2 separate regions of the Homo sapiens genome follow, and region 2 is linked to region 1. Evidence: read pairs that join two places in POLR2A ChIA-PET (ENCODE). Cell type or tissue: OCI-LY7. All regions are shown on one strand. Each heading gives the region's core, and the rest is flanking DNA. Links, peaks and the distances in the headings are about the cores only.

Region 1 (7,806 bases), core at 1,784-4,283:
GCTGAAATGATCAGCTATCCTAAGACTAAATACTAGCCTAATCATTAGCTTTTTTAATTTCTTAAATTCCTGAGATTGGGATTTCATGTACTAGTAGAATTGTATTTTACAGGCCCAGAGCAATGGCTCACGCCTGTAATCCCAGCACTTTGGGAGGTCGAGGCAGGTGGACCACGAGGTCAGGAGTTCAAGACCAGCCTGGCCAACGTAGTGAAACCTCGTCTTAACTAGAAATACAAAAATGAGCCAGGCATGGCGGCTCACGCCTGTAATCCCAGCTACTCTGGAGGCTGAGGCAGGAGAATCGCTTGAACGCGGGAGGCTGAGGTTGTAGTGAGCTGAGATCACACCATTGCACTCCAGCCCAGGTGACACAGTGCAAGACTCGGTCTCAAAAATAAAAACTGTATTTTACGCAGTGACAATTCGGTAATATAGTCCATGATTTAATGAAACAGTAGTGTGGGATTGGATTTTTGATATTTGTTTTGTTTTAAAATTCTAGAAGGAGTTAGCTTTTGCAGCCCGTTCTGATGAATTTATTGTCTTTACTGCAGGAATGTATTTTGTAATTTTTTTAGATATTACAAAGTATGAGGAAAGCTTACAAGTCTACAGAAGTGCTGTGTGTTCTCATCAGTAGATTTTAGTTGTTAAAATTAATTACTTTGAACTGAGATTGCACCACTGCACTCCAGCCTGGGTGACAGAATGAGACTCCATCTCAAAAAATAAATAATAAATAAAATAAAATTAATTACTTTGAATAGGTAATATTGCCACAGTTTAAAATTCAGAAGTCCCCTTCGTACATCAGCCTCCAGCTACTAAATTCTTCTACCTGGAATCTAATAACTGTTATTAGTTTCTCATTTATTACCTTTTAATAAAAGATGAATTTGGGTTCTGGAAATAATCTTGACATGGGAGTTTTTGAAAATAGATGTATTTTTTTTCTAGTTATTGGAAAAGTCACAGGACTGTTTTGAAGTGCTGAAAATCTAATTGTGATATTTATAGTTCAAGAAATTTAATGAATGCATTAATAGATTTTGCTATTCATTTCTACTCTGAGCTAATCTTGTAGAATAAAAACCTAGTCTCTCTAATCCCATATTTGTGGGATAAAAATCTTATCTATGACACACATATATATGTACCCACATATATATACATATATATGTATATATGTACACACGTGTGTATATATATACATGTACACACGTGTGTACATATATACATATATATGTATATATATGTACACACGTGTGTATATATATACATATATATGTGTATATATGTACACACGTGTGTATATATATACATAAATATATATATCTCCCCACCGGCAATATTTTATGTAATATTATACGTACTGAATGATTTCAATTTTTAAAAACCCTGCAATTCCATAAATACGTGTATATATATACATATATATGTGTGTATATATACGTGTATATATATACACGTGTGTGTGTATACGTGTATATATATACACGTGTGTGTATACGTGTATATATATACACGTGTGTGTATACGTGTATATATATACACGTGTGTGTATACGTGTATATATATACACGTGTGTGTATACGTGTATATATATACACGTGTGTGTATACGTGTATATATATACACGTGTGTGTATACGTGTGTGTATACGTGTGTATATACGTACGTGTGTGTATACGTGTGTATATACGTACGTGTGTGTATACGTGTGTATATACGTGTGTATACGTGTGTATATACGTATATATGTGTGTATACGTGTGTATATATACGTGTATATACTTTTTTCTCGACACTGTACTGATGAGGAATGAGCTGTATATTTATAATATGCAGCAGCCAGGAGACACTCCTTGCTGTTCTAGTCAGGAATGCTAGTTATACTTTCTGTGGCATTGTTCTAGCATGTGATATTTTAACTTCATGGATCCTGTGCAGTCTTAATAGAGGAGTTCTGCACAAGAAACATGATTTTTCCTGTTTTAGGAAGTAAGTACTGTGGGGTACTACTCTGTCATCTGGTGGCTAACCCTTCCAAATGTATCCCATGAGAGGAGACAGTGCCACTCAACCTTTTGGAGGCAGGAAGTATGGGAGCTGTAAAAAGAGCCTATTTTCTTAAAGCTTGGAACTTACTTGAGGGATAGAAACAGAGTAGTGTTGCTATTAGTGTTAAAGTTGTGCTGATGAGGCCTAAGAGCTCTGCTGATAAGGCCTAAGAGCTCTTATCCTGCTTTTCTCCCTTTACTGGAAATTCTGACAAACCCAAGAGAAGGCCAACCAGCTTGGAGACCTACTAGGTAAGGCAGGAACCACAAGTAGTTCCTGATCTGTTAGTGAGAACCCCTAGTTTGAGTATTTTCTCAAGTCCCCCCGCCCCCCACCGTTTGTTTTAACTTTGAAAATAACCAGTTTACAGTAATGAGCTATTTCAACATGAGGTCTTTTATTGTCCCCCTATTTATCCCTGATATTAAAGTTACTCTTATTTTGTTTCTGTCTTGTCCCACTTATCTTTGAAGTATTACTCTGTTTTAGACCTTCCAATTCACTGATTTATCAGACCTTTGAAATATATTCTTATCTTCCACAGAATTATAGTATGTGACTTTGTTGGCAAAGTATTCCCCAAATTGTAGTTGCTACCCTGTGAAAATAAAATTATGAAGATACACTATAAGGAATGAGACAGTATGATGTAAAGAGCTCAGAGTTAAAGCTAGCTAGATATGGGTTCTAATCCTGACTACACATCTGATTAGTTATTTAACATTTGGTGAGCAATGTTACCTCTCTGAGCCTTACTTTGTGATCTTTCAAGTGGGAATCACACCTGCCTTATAGAACATTTGTAAGGATGAGAGATAGTAAAGTTCCTAGCACATGATAGATATTTAATAAATGATAGGTCTTTTAAATATAAAAAGTAAGGGATTGTATCAGCTGTATATAAAATTAAACCCAAGAGATAAAATTCAATCTGTATGACTTGTTACAACCTCAGAGAAACTGATTTGTTGAAGCTTATACCAATTCTTTTTTTTTTTTTTTTTTTTGAGACGGAGTCTTGCTCTGTCGCCCAGGCTGGAGTACAGTGGCGCGATTTCGGCTCACCGCAAGCTCCGCCTCCCGGGTTCACACCATTCTCCTGCCTCAGCCTCCTGAGTAGCTGGGACTACAGGTGCCCACCACCACGCCCGGCTAATTTTTTGTATTTTTAGTAGAGACCGGGTTTCACCATGTTAGCCAGGATGGTCTCGATCTCCTGACCTCGTGATCCGCCCGCCTCGGCCTCCCAAAGTGCTGGGATTACAGGCATGAGCCACCGTGCCTGGCCCCCTTATACCAATTCTGTAAGAGATTTTATTACTTTTTTTTTTTAATAAATGAAGAAGTAGAGGCTCAGCTATACAACAATGAAGATGCATAGTAAGTAGCAAAAAAATTTCAAAATTGATTTATATCACCTAATCTTTCTATAAACAAGGAAAGATACCAAAATACATTTGGCAGAATGTTTGTATAACTTTCAGGGGATGCAATAACCTGCCCCTTGAAGCAGATCTGTCCCCTGTTCTATACCATCTGTCCTATTGGAGATGGCTGCACTAGTCTGATGCTATTGATTGTTGACTTATCTGGTTTCACATTTTTCAAGTAATCTTCTGATTATAATTTTACCTCTCATGTAGATTTGTCTCAAGATGAGACTCTACTGATTGACCAGCATGTTTTTCCAGTGTGTTGATGAGATCATTAAGCACTCATTATACAAAGAAGGGTAGATTTCCCCTGAATTACTCATAAGTTATGAATAAAGGGTATTAACTGATTTTAGCTCATGGTTGTAGGCTGGACTATTTCAGAAGGAGAAAAATGTGCGTTAAATTAGTTTTAGATTTCAGTGGTAATTTTGACTGGTTTGTGGACTAAATATTCTTTTCTCACCATGGTTTGGTGTGTTTCTTATATGTGTAGCTTGGAGTTTTTATATATGTTTGGTTAGCATAAAAAATGTGCTTAAACTTAATCCTTAGAAAATAGAGAAATGAAACCAACTAACTTCCTTTACATGATTTATTTCAGTTGAAGGCAAATATCAAAAATGTTTATTTTCCTTTGAAAATGAATGCATTAATTGCATTTAAAACGTTTTTTAAACACCCCGAATAAGATAGCATGTTAAAGCAAGTGTGAGTTCAGTATGTTAATTGCTTGCTCTCCCAGTTTCTAAAAACCCCGTTGTTAAATGTTTTGTTCTTTTTAACAAATGAAGATCATGGGGCTATGTTCAAAAAGGGGAGAAAATTGTTTTCTTCCATGTGGTGACTAAACCTTAAAAAACATTAAGGAATATTTTCACATCTCATGAGAGAAGAGGTGTCATTCATCCTTTTTTTTGTGTGAAGAGAGCTTTTGTATTTTCTCATACTTAGAGATTATTTGAAGGCTAGAAATGGAGTAAGAATATGTACTTTTAGTTATTTTTCTGATAATAGTGATAATCTCATTTTTACTCTTTTTTCCTAGTGAACAACACTCCTTTTCCAGATGGTTGAGTTGAATTGTGGCAAAATCTTTGTTGGAAATTTTTCTTTTTTCTTTTCCTTTTTTTTTTTTTTTTTTTTGGTTTAAGACACAGTCTCACTCTGTCACCCAGGCTGGAGTGCAATGGTGTGATCTTGGCTCACTGCAACCTCTGCCTCCTGAGTTCAAGTGATTCTCCTGCCTCAGCCTCCTGAGTAGCTGGGATTATAGGTGCACACCACCATGCCTGGCTGATTTTTGTATTTTCAGTAGAGACGGGGTTTCCCCACGTTGGCCAAGCTGATCTCAAACTCATGATGTAAAGTGATCTGCCCGCCTAAGCCTCCCAAAATGCTGGGATTACAGGCGTGAGCCACCTCACCCGACCAGAAGTTTTTCTTTAGTGTGAAATTAACTGGCCACTGTGTGGGTTTAACCTTTGATATTGGTGTCTGTGTTACTGTAGTGTAACCAACTGACTTGAATCAGTTTAGCCTTTGCTGATTTGCCAACTCTACTTGGGTTTAGATACAATAATTCTTTTTTATATCCAAGCATTGATTTTTCTATCTTCCATTCATAGTATATTAACATACTGTATATAAGAACATGTGGCTTTATGAGATTCTAACACTTAGTAGGAAAGGGGATGGGGAAGAGGAAGAGCATGTAACTATTTTTTATTCCCTTGTTATATATTGAGATGGACAACTTTGGTATGTATGTTACTAGTTATTGTTTCTTCCCACATAATTGGTCATAACTTTTTGAAAAAAGAAAAAAACAAGCTTTAAAGGGAATTAGAAGTGAATAAAATTTAACAAATGAAAAGTAGGAGTCTTTCCAGACTTCTATCATAGTAAAGAAGAAATATCAAAGAAGATTTGTTGAGAGAAATAGAAGTTGGAGTAAGGCACTATATTTTGAAAGCTAGTATTTTTAGCAAAGTGTTCTTATGGTAAAGGAAATTATAGACTCACTCACTTTATTTCATATAAGGTCAGCAATACATAAAAGTAGCCACTATACTACTTCACACTTACATATGAATGACTGATGTCTTCATTAATTCTCTGAAAGACATTTGCATTTTTAAGAGACTGATTATGATAACTTGTCAAATTTTGGTATTTTAGGCCAAGTAAAAGAGGGAAGCGAAATTAAACAATTGGGCGGGGCATAGTGGCTCATGCCTGTAATCCTAGCACTTTTTGGGAGGCTGGGTGGGGTGGATCGCTTGAGCCCAGGAGTTTGAGACCTGCCTGGGCAACATGGCGAAACCCCGTCTCTACAGAAAATACAAAGTTAGCTGTGGGGTGGTGGCCCATGCCTGTAGTCCCAGCTACTCAGGAGGTTGAGGTGAGAGGATCATCTGAGCCAGGGAGGTCAAGGCTAGAGTGAACTGTGATTGAGCCACTGCACTCCAGCCTGGGTGACAGAGTTTTAAGACCTTGTCTCAAAAAAAAAAAAAAGAAAAGAAACAATTTGGAGAAAGATCTTTCGGGTAGGAGTGATTCTTCAGAGGCAAATAAAGTATTGGGGGAGGGGGAGAGTAAAGGATTCCTGCAAGAATCACTTAACATTACGTGTTTATTTCTTTTCCTGATCTTTTTCTGACTTTTAAATTTTTCTCTTAAAGTTTCACTTTTTAGAAAATACTCAAAAGACTAATTTTGGGGTGAGGATTGTGAGGGAGAGAAGTAGAGTATGTATGAATCATTTGTGTTAGCAATAGTTGTTTGAATTAGAAACAGTCTATAGTTTTTAAAATATAAATGGGCTATATACATTTAAAACTATATAGTTATGGCTGGGCATGGTGGCTCATGCCTGCAATCCCAGCACTTTGGGAGGCTGAGGCGAGTGGATCACGAGGTCAGGAGTTCGAGACCAGCCTGGCCAACATGGTGAAACCCTGTCTCTACTAAAAATACAGAAATTGGCTAGCTGGGTATGGTGGCAGATGCCTGTAATCCCAGCTACTCGGGAGGCTGAGGCAGGAGAATCGCCTGAAACCAGAAGGCAGAGGTTGCAGTGAGCCCAGATCATGCCACTGCACTCCAGCCTGGGTGAAAGAGTGAAATTCTGTCTCAAAAAAAAACAACAACATAAACTATATAGTTATTTAAATTGTGGAAATAATTTCTGCTAATCTTGTAATTGAAATATGTAAGTGCACAAATCATCCGTGTACAGCTTGATTACTTTTCCTGAAGTAAACACATCTGTGTAACCAAAAATACCTACAGCAAGGAATAAAGCACTACTAGTATCCCAGAAGTGTCCCCCTTGAAGGGCCTTCCTAGTCACTGTTCCCAACCCCATCTTTCTGATTGCTTGGATTACTTGTGCCTGTTTCTTAACTTTATGTAAATGTAACCCCCCAGTATGTACTCCTATGTGTCTGACAGAATTCTCCCTTAATATTTGTTGTGAGCTTCATCCATATTGCTGCTTGTAGCATTAGTTTTTTCATTGTTCATTCTTGTTGCTGTTTAGTATTACATTGTATGAATATACTACAGTTTATCCATTCTACAGTTGATGGACATAGGATTGTTTTTGTGTTTGGATGTCAGGAGTAGTGCTACTGTGAGCATTCCTTTTTATTTTTCTGCATTTTTTTCTTTGCATATGTGAGCATTCTTACACATTTGCCACATTCCGTGTGAGTTTTATACCTCAGCATATATCATTGCTGATATTTTCTCAAAGACAAAATTTCCATTTACTTTGCAAGAAATGGAAACTAAAACAGCTTTAAGGTGTGTGAATATGGCATCTCATAATTATGTTACTAAAATAATTGGAAATTATTTTATTTTAAATATTGGTGTTTTTCTTGAGTCTCTTGGTATCCTTTAACAGTTCAGTCTTGAGGCTTACAGTGTTAACCTTTTCCACAAAAAACAGAGGAGGAGACTGCTGTGTTCTTTCCCATTTTCACATTTTCATTTTTTTGCAGATAGCCACAGTTGTTATTAAAATATGTTGGGTTATCATAAACATTGTTTTTGTGCTAAAATTTTTTATCCACAGATTTGATTGATTTAAACTTTGGACACACAAACATTTAATAGTTCTTTTAATTTTAAGTTTTTGCAAGTATACTGTCTAAAAATCTAAGGAACTTTTTTCCCACTAGTCAGAAAGTTTATTCACTAACTTAATATCACTTTGATTTCCCCTCAAAGATTGTAGGTTGGGTTGCTTTGAGGAGTGGAAGACATCTTTTTTGTATTTAAGAATTTTAAAAAAATACTG
Region 2 (7,806 bases), core at 2,193-4,692, 190 kb before region 1:
GGAATTATGTTACTTCTCGCTTTTCTTCCTTCTGGAAAGAATTTATGTTGTACTCTTAGCAATTGTTATTTAAAAATAGCTAATAAGTCTGATGGTTGGGAATCCTAGAACTTGATCACTCATAAGAGAACTGTATCTGGCTGACCTAATGAGCTGAGGACCAGGCCCCAGGTCCATGATGAGCCCAGAAGATCTGATGCTCTGTGAAAATGGAAAATATAGCTGGCCAGCAGAGACCTCCCTCCCTCCACTCCCCTACATTGACTACAGTACCATATTGTGAAATACAGTATTCAGCATATTTTCAATGTTACCCAAAGTACCATCAAAGGATTGACAGCATGGTTACAATATAAGCAAATCGCCTGAGAAAATCTCATTATGTCGGACTGATGGGTTCTTCTTTAGTGTGAAAATGAATATGGCCAAGCACATGAAAAAAGGTACACACAGCATTATCTGTATATGCACACATGTACATACAGAATTCATATTTATATACATATCCATAGATTCCGTTGGCTATGCTGGTTGCTAAGGTGATTCTTGCTGGAGTAAATACAGCTTTGCTGGTCAACTCAGACAGAGAAAGCTTCATTGAAGACACATCAGATCCTCTCTTGAGAATCTCTCCCCTTTACTGAGGTGCCTCTTCCTGCTCACTCCTTCCCCAATGCCAGGCAGAAACACACACTGCCAGCTGGGGAGCAGGCTCAAAGTCTGAGGAGCTCTATGTGGGAAGCCTCATTTAACACATGGAGCCCAAAAAGAAACAGGAAAAAAAACCTCAATGCTCAGCTGAATTCCAGAAGCCTACTCATTCTAATACTAACAGATGAGTAGGAGAACAGGAAAGCAAGTGTCATGATCCCACCCCTCCCTGTTTCCCTGGCTCCCTCCCATGACCATTCCAGCCTCCTCCTCTTCCCCCAACTTTTGGATCTGAAGCAGCTCTAATGCTTAAGTCTGGAGACCCAGCATCTTTTACTTCTCAGTCTTTCAACATTTTGGCCTTGGAGGCAACTAAGGCTCTACTAAAACTGAAAGACAATTTTCTAAGAGGATGAGATAAAGAGCTTTGGAAAAGCTCAGCACTCCTTCCTGGAGAGACAAGCAGTTCTTTAAAACAGCACAGCCTGTAGAGTCAGAGACTCCCTTTAAACCCTGTTGACCAGAACACGGGGCAGGGTCAATAGGGCCAGTTCCCCCACATGCTATTTCTGACTACAATTTTTATATCTCTAAACTCCAATTCTATATTTTTAATTCCTTCTTTTAAAAATATTTCTCTGTCTCCCTAATATGAGATGGAACACAAGTGATTTATATTTTGAGGTCAGGCTTGGTCTTTGGATATGCTGTATATTTCTCCCCAGATTACCCCAGAGGCAACACTCAGTCTCTTCGCTGGTTTTACCAAGCAATCCACTCATGCCAAATTTGGGTGAGTTTAGTAGAATTAACTTTAGCTTTGGTGAAGTTACAAGAAAAGGATCACATCACAGAATAAGAAGCCTTCTCCCGTCTTCCCAGCCCTTCCTTCCCTCTGCTGTCCTTCCTCTCTACACACGGTCCCCTCCAAATTTTTCTCACTTGATTAAACATAATAATTTTTCTCTCTCTCTGAAACCTTAGTGCCAACTAACATCCAGAGCCTGGATGAGGATGTGGGGTGGTTGAAAGGAAGCTGGGAAGGGAGTAGGGTGTAGATTCTACCCAAATTTACTTAAACATGTTCATCACAGTGCTCAGGGGGAAAAAAACCTCTACATTAATGTAATATATTCTCTTTAGAGCCTAGTCATATTACAGAAAACAAAACTTTCCCTCTGATATAAGGAAATATATACTTCTCTCAAAATGTGTGGGTAACAATAGAAATCACTTTTGACTCTAAGCCCAAACACTTTTTCCTCTTAGCCAGGAAACCTCCTGGCTAAGTCTCTTGTGGGCACGTTGTTCTCCTTGGAGAAGGTTGCTCTTCTTTTGTCAGAACTGCTGGTCTCCACTCAGCTGCCTAGTAGCTGGAGCCATTTCTACCCCCTTTTTCTTCTGGCCATGGCTATTCTGCTCCTCTGGCCCTACCCAGTGGTAAAGCATGCGGCCCATGAAGCCACTAGTGATATTCTTCTGAAGTGGGACAGGTCTCTTTCTCTCATTCAGATTTATGACTTTTATTGCTCTGATGCTTAAACATGAATCCTATTACAGTTCTTGTACATTACTTGCTCTCTCAGTTTCTTAGTGGCTCTTCTCGTGGAAGGATATCCCTCAGTATTGCACACAAAAATAATGCTTTATATCATTCTTTACTCATTGGCCCAGGACCAGGTTCCACTGCCTTGACTTCAATGTATATCCCAGGTGTGTGTCTGTGTGTGGTGAGGGGGATACAATATACAATACTGTTAATTCTGGCCTCCTAGGCATCTTCATAGCTATCTACCTAAATGTCTATCTGTTTCTTTCTCCCAGGCTCCTTGTGCAAATAAAATTCTTTAATACCCATCTTGACATTCTAGAACAGTACTGTTGAAAGAAATGTAATGCAAGCCCCTTATGTAACTTTAAGTTTTTAGTAGCCTTATTTTAAAAAGGAAAAGAAACAGATAAATTAATTTTAATAATATCTAAAATTTAGCTCAATATATCAAAATAGTATCATTTCAACAAATAATGTAAATATTTTATTTTTTTTGCACTAAATCTTTGAAATCTAGTATGTGTTTTATACTTACAGCACATCTCAGTTCAGACTAGCCACATTTCAAGTGCTTCATAGCCACAGTGACTAGTTGCTGTCATATTGGGCAACACAATTCTAGAGTTTCAAGGGTAAGTGTATAAACAGTCTACTGTCTGGAATTCTAGCAACAAACATACAAAATATGCATTGATGTATCAAGTACAAACTTCTCAGCTGAGCTTTTAAGGCCCTCTGTAATCTGTCCCACCATTCTAGCCAGTTTGATCTCCTTTGTGGTACTGCATACACCCTGATCATTCCTGCCTCTATGCTTGGCTTTTGCTGTTCCCCTGACAAATGAGCCTCTTTCTGTTCCTTCTGCTGTTTTAACTTCTAGACCCAGCTAAAGTTCTCTCCTTTCCTGGACTACAGCAATTCCTATTGTTCTTTCTTCAGAACTTCCCTTAGTAACCTTTTAGAGACTGTACCATAACATTTAGCAGTTACTTTGATTATATATATTATCTTTTTGTTATTTGCTGTTATAGAGGAGTCTCTTTTCTCCACCAAAACTGGGAGCCCTTTCAGAAGAGTATCCATGTTGTATACTATACTTCTCAATCACCCACATAATCTACCCTAGTGCAGAGCCCATGGTGCACACTGAAAATGCTTTTTAGTGGCTTAGTATGCATACCATTTCATTTATACCTTTTCTCTCCAGCTAGGTTGAAAACTTCTCCCAAACTAGATTCCGATTCTTTTTTTAATCTCCCACACCACTTAGCACAAATATTACTAGGATTTAAATATCTAAGCTTAGCCAAAATTGGAGAGCAACTGACAGATTGATAAGTGCTTTTGCATACCTAATCTCATTTGATTCTCAGGATAACTCTTTAATGTGGGACTTATTGATAGCATCATCACTTTCTAAATAATCAACATGAAGCTCAGAGGAATTGATTGATTTGCTTGAGGTCACACAGCAGGGAATTGCCAGAAAGCCCAAATGATCTAACTACCAATGCAAAACAATGCTTTCCATATCGGTGGTTACCACCCCCACCCTTGGTGCATCCCATCTTACCCCCTCCAAATCAACGTGGAGCCAGGGGTTCTGTTTTGCTTGGTTTTTGTAATTAATGTTTCCCAGGAGATTCTTGGGCATCCAGCTCTGCCATGTCCAAGAACAAGTATTTGGGAACTACTCTTCAGACATGCTATGTAAAGTGTAGCTCCCTTCTTACTCCTGTGGGGAGGATTCCCAGGGCAAGGCATCCTTGTAAATGGTGTCCTCATCTGCTTCTTTTCCCTGGTTACTCCTCACTCCCCGTTCAACTTGCCTGAAAAGAGAAAGGAGTACAAGAATTGTTAAATGTCTGTGAATGAACTTCAATAATAGTTGAATCTAAATATAACCCCTCATGGTTATTATTCCAAAAATCCAGTGATTATAGTTCAGAACTTTGAGCTACACATTCCCTACCTCCTTTCAGTCAGAATGCCCCACACCCATTAAAAGCAGTATTATTAAAAACAGCAGCTACTGGCCGTGCTTAGAAACAACTGTTCTCAAGTAAATAACTTGGAATGTTTTTATTTTAGAATATCAAAGGGAGTCTGGACCACATTATGGCTAATTGACTACATATTTCCATGAGCAGAAATGAAGCTATATTTTAGTTATAAAGATACCAACCACAATGTCTTTAATGTTGGTTACCAGCTTTTTTAAAAGAGGAGAGAGAAAGAAAACAAAAAGTGAATTGCACATTAAATCTCAGCTTAACTTAAATCTTAGCTCTAGTTATAGAACAAGGGGAAATTGGTGAATGTAGCACATACATTTTCTCCTAAGTAGAGTGATTGCAACCATGCTGCCATAGCCCTACTTTGTGTAGATCTATCCTGATTTTTAAAATGTTCTCATGGACAATTCTCTCTGTCTCTCTGTCTGTCTCTGTGTGTGTGTGTGTATGTGTGTGTGTGTGTGTGTGTGTGTGTGTTTAAGTATGTGTGTAAGTGTTATGTATCTCTTTTTCTCTTCCCTTCTCTCCCTTCCTCTCCTCCCTAATGGGAGGTGGTTAAAGCAGCCTAGCTTGCTAGCAAACAATGAGTTCTGAAAGCTGAGAAAACTTAAACTGCAGAGCCATTTCTAAAGAAATACTTACAGCAAAGTTGATCTGACTCTTTTAATGACTTGCATAATTGTTTTTTTTTTTTTTTGCTACATGTAATTAGGCTTAATAAGCATTATTTATTTTACAGCCTAATCAACCATTTTTGAGCTTAGCTAAGGGAAGGAAGTTTGAAAGAGGGTAGAGAAATGCCAGTGTGAAGCCCCCACCCCTGCTGCCCCCTCACTGTTTATCCTATCTCAGAAGAGGGGCTGCAAATGGAGCCGCACCTAGCACCCCATGCTCCCAGACTCATTCTCCTCCCGGTTCACTTTGCTAGTGAGTAAATTACTCAACTGGGAATTTCTAAAATCTCTAGACTATGGGTGGCCTTGATTAAATGCTCTAGGAAGAAAAGAAGAGAGAAGAAAAATCCTGGTTATCCGGAATTTTTGGATAATGAGTCTTTCCGGGCAGTAAAATTTCTCAGATAACTGAGCGCTTTTCCTTTAAGCTCCAGACTTTTAATTTTAACCATTTCAAATGGAAATCTAAATTAAACATATCATACTCTTCCCTGAGCTCTTAAACAATAGACACAATTTAAAATTGTCTTCACCAAGTTATAAAAAATGATAGTTTATTACATAGAAAAATCACCTCAGAGGTTGTTGAGACATGTAAGATGTTTATTCTATTAAATGATCCAGACTTACATACATGTAAGTCCTTGTAATGGTTTTTTGTTTGTTTGTTTTGTTTGTTTTTTAAAGACAAGGTCTCCAGGCTAGAGTGCAGTGGCACAATCACAGCTCCCTGCAGCCTCCGAGTTCTGGGCTCAAGCAATCCTCCTGCCTCCACCCCACAAGTAACAAGGACTACAGGCATGCACCATCTTGCCCAGCTAATTAAAACAAATTTTTTTTGTAGAGACAGGGTCTCTTGCTCTGTTGCCCAGGCTGGTTTGCAATGTTAGTTTTTTTATATCTATAATTTTTCTGAAAACATTATTTTCTGTTGTCAGTGTACCTACCACTAGCAATTCCATTTCCCTCTTTTAAACTGCTATATTCATAAGAACTATGAATATAAGTATGAATATTAAAATATTCATAAAAATGAGAATAACAGGTCTCCACATTGAGTGTAAAGTAGAGGTAAATAGTTTCTAAGGGAGTATCTCTGAGGGAGCAAATAGGACTTTTATGTGTCCTGCTGAATTTCCTTGTTCTTGCCAACTTTCTGGATAGAGAGATTGTCAGAAGGATGAATTCTGGAAAGTTAAGAAATTATTGTGGCTGTTCTAAGGAAACTGACTCAAAAACTCAGAAGGAGGGTGCTATGGTTTGAATGTGTCCCCCAAAATGCTTGTGTTAGAAATTTAATCCCCAATACAACAGTATTGGGAGGTGGGGCCTTATGGGAAGTGTCTATGTCACAAGGACTCCACTCTCATAAATTCATTAATGCCAATTATAAAAGGGCTTGAGTCTGCAATCTCTTGCCTCTCATGCATGCCCTTTGCCTCATGGTGCCTCTTGCCATGTGATGGCACAGCAAGAAGGTCCTTACCAGAGATAATCCTTCAGTCTTGGATTTCCCAGCCTCAAGACCTGTGAGCCAAATAAATTTCTATTGTTTATCCAGTCTGTGGTATTCTTTATGGTAATACAAAATGGGCTAAGAAGGCAAGATGAGATGTTAATCTCCCTTCATAGAATGTATAATAAAAATGATTTTAGGCTAGGTGCGGTGGCTCATGCCTATAATCCCAGCACTTTGAGAGGCCAAGGTAGGGGGGATCATCTGAGACCAGGAATTTGAGACCAGACTTAGCAATAAGCAAGACCCTATCCCTACAAAAAATAAGAAAATTAGCTGGGCTTGGCAGCACACGCCTGTAGTCCCAGCTACTCAAGAGGCTGAGGTAGGAAGATCACTTGTGCCCAGGAGTGCAAGGCTGCAGTAAGCTATGATTTCACCACTACACTCTAATCTGGGTGACACAGAAAGACCCCATGTCAAAATTAAACAAGAAAGATTTTACTTTTCTGATGACAAAACTAATGCATGCCAATTTTAAAAATATAGTCAAATCTTATAAATATATATGTATATAATACAGAAAAGTTCTTCATTTTCTCGCCATCCCCCAACCCCAAATAACTACTTATGAAAAGTACATCAATGCTTTTTATGTTCACATACTAGCATGTTATTATGAATTTTTAAAAACATAAATTTAAGATCTATCTGTACCTTACAACTTGATCTTTGAACTTACTAATTTATCTTGAATGTCTCATGAATTAGTCCATTTTTAGTTATTTCATTGCTTTTTTAACCACACCTTAGTATTCTATTAAGGATTGTATTAGTCACATTTCTCTAGAGGGACAGAACTAATAGGAGATATAGATATAGATATAGATATAGATATAGATATAGATATAGATATAGATATAGATATAGATACAGATGATATAGATATAGATATATCAAAAGGAGTTTACTAACTTATAAGATCACAAGGTCCCACAATAGGCTGTCTGCAAGCTGAGGAGCAAGGCAAACCAGTTTGAGTCCCAAAACTGAAGAACTTGGAATCTGATGTTTGAGGGCAGGAAGCATCCAGTACAGGAAAAAGATGTAGGCTGGGAGGCTAGGCCAGTCTCTTTTTCACGTTTTACTGCCTGCTTTATATTTGCTGACAGCTGATTAGATTGTGCCTGCCAGATTAAGAGTGGATCTGCCTTCCCCAGCCCACAGACTCAAATGCTTATCTCTTTTGGGATCACCCTGACAGATATACCCAGGATCAATACTTTGTATCCTTCAATCCTATCAAGTTGACACTCAGTATTAACCATCACAAGGATATCCCATAAGTATTGAAACAGTTCTCTGCTGATGAATATTTAGATAGTATTTAATTTTTCAACATTAAAATCAATAGTGAAGTGAACATCTTTGAATATGTATAATTGAGTGAGTATTTGG

Evidence for each region. ChIA-PET counts read pairs that join two places held together with the same protein. Peaks named below come from ENCODE experiments on the same cell type or tissue, not always from the same donor. Only the 100,000 strongest peaks of a DNase experiment are listed, where the experiment ranks them.
Region 2: POLR2A ChIA-PET joins it to region 1 with 5 read pairs; 12 of 35 experiments call an interaction of 5 or more read pairs at or near these places.

What each region holds. Positions count from the first base shown.
Region 1 is chr2:47,894,539-47,902,344 of GRCh38, reverse strand. All of the region lies in intron 1 of FBXO11 (F-box protein 11), which reads left to right. Among named protein-coding and RNA genes, the nearest start is that of FBXO11, 8.1 kb to the left of the region's middle. RefSeq lists a silencer at 117-386. In OCI-LY7, for the core only: no CTCF peak of the experiment used is centred there; no DNase peak of the experiment used is centred there; H3K4me3 peaks cover 815 bases; H3K27ac peaks cover 1,872 bases.
Region 2 is chr2:48,086,333-48,094,138 of GRCh38, reverse strand. LOC124907765 (a long non-coding RNA gene) reads right to left here. Exons shown (of 2, transcript XR_007086314.1): 2 at 3,805-4,032. Among named protein-coding and RNA genes, the nearest start is that of FBXO11, 180 kb to the right of the region's middle. In OCI-LY7, for the core only: no CTCF peak of the experiment used is centred there; no DNase peak of the experiment used is centred there.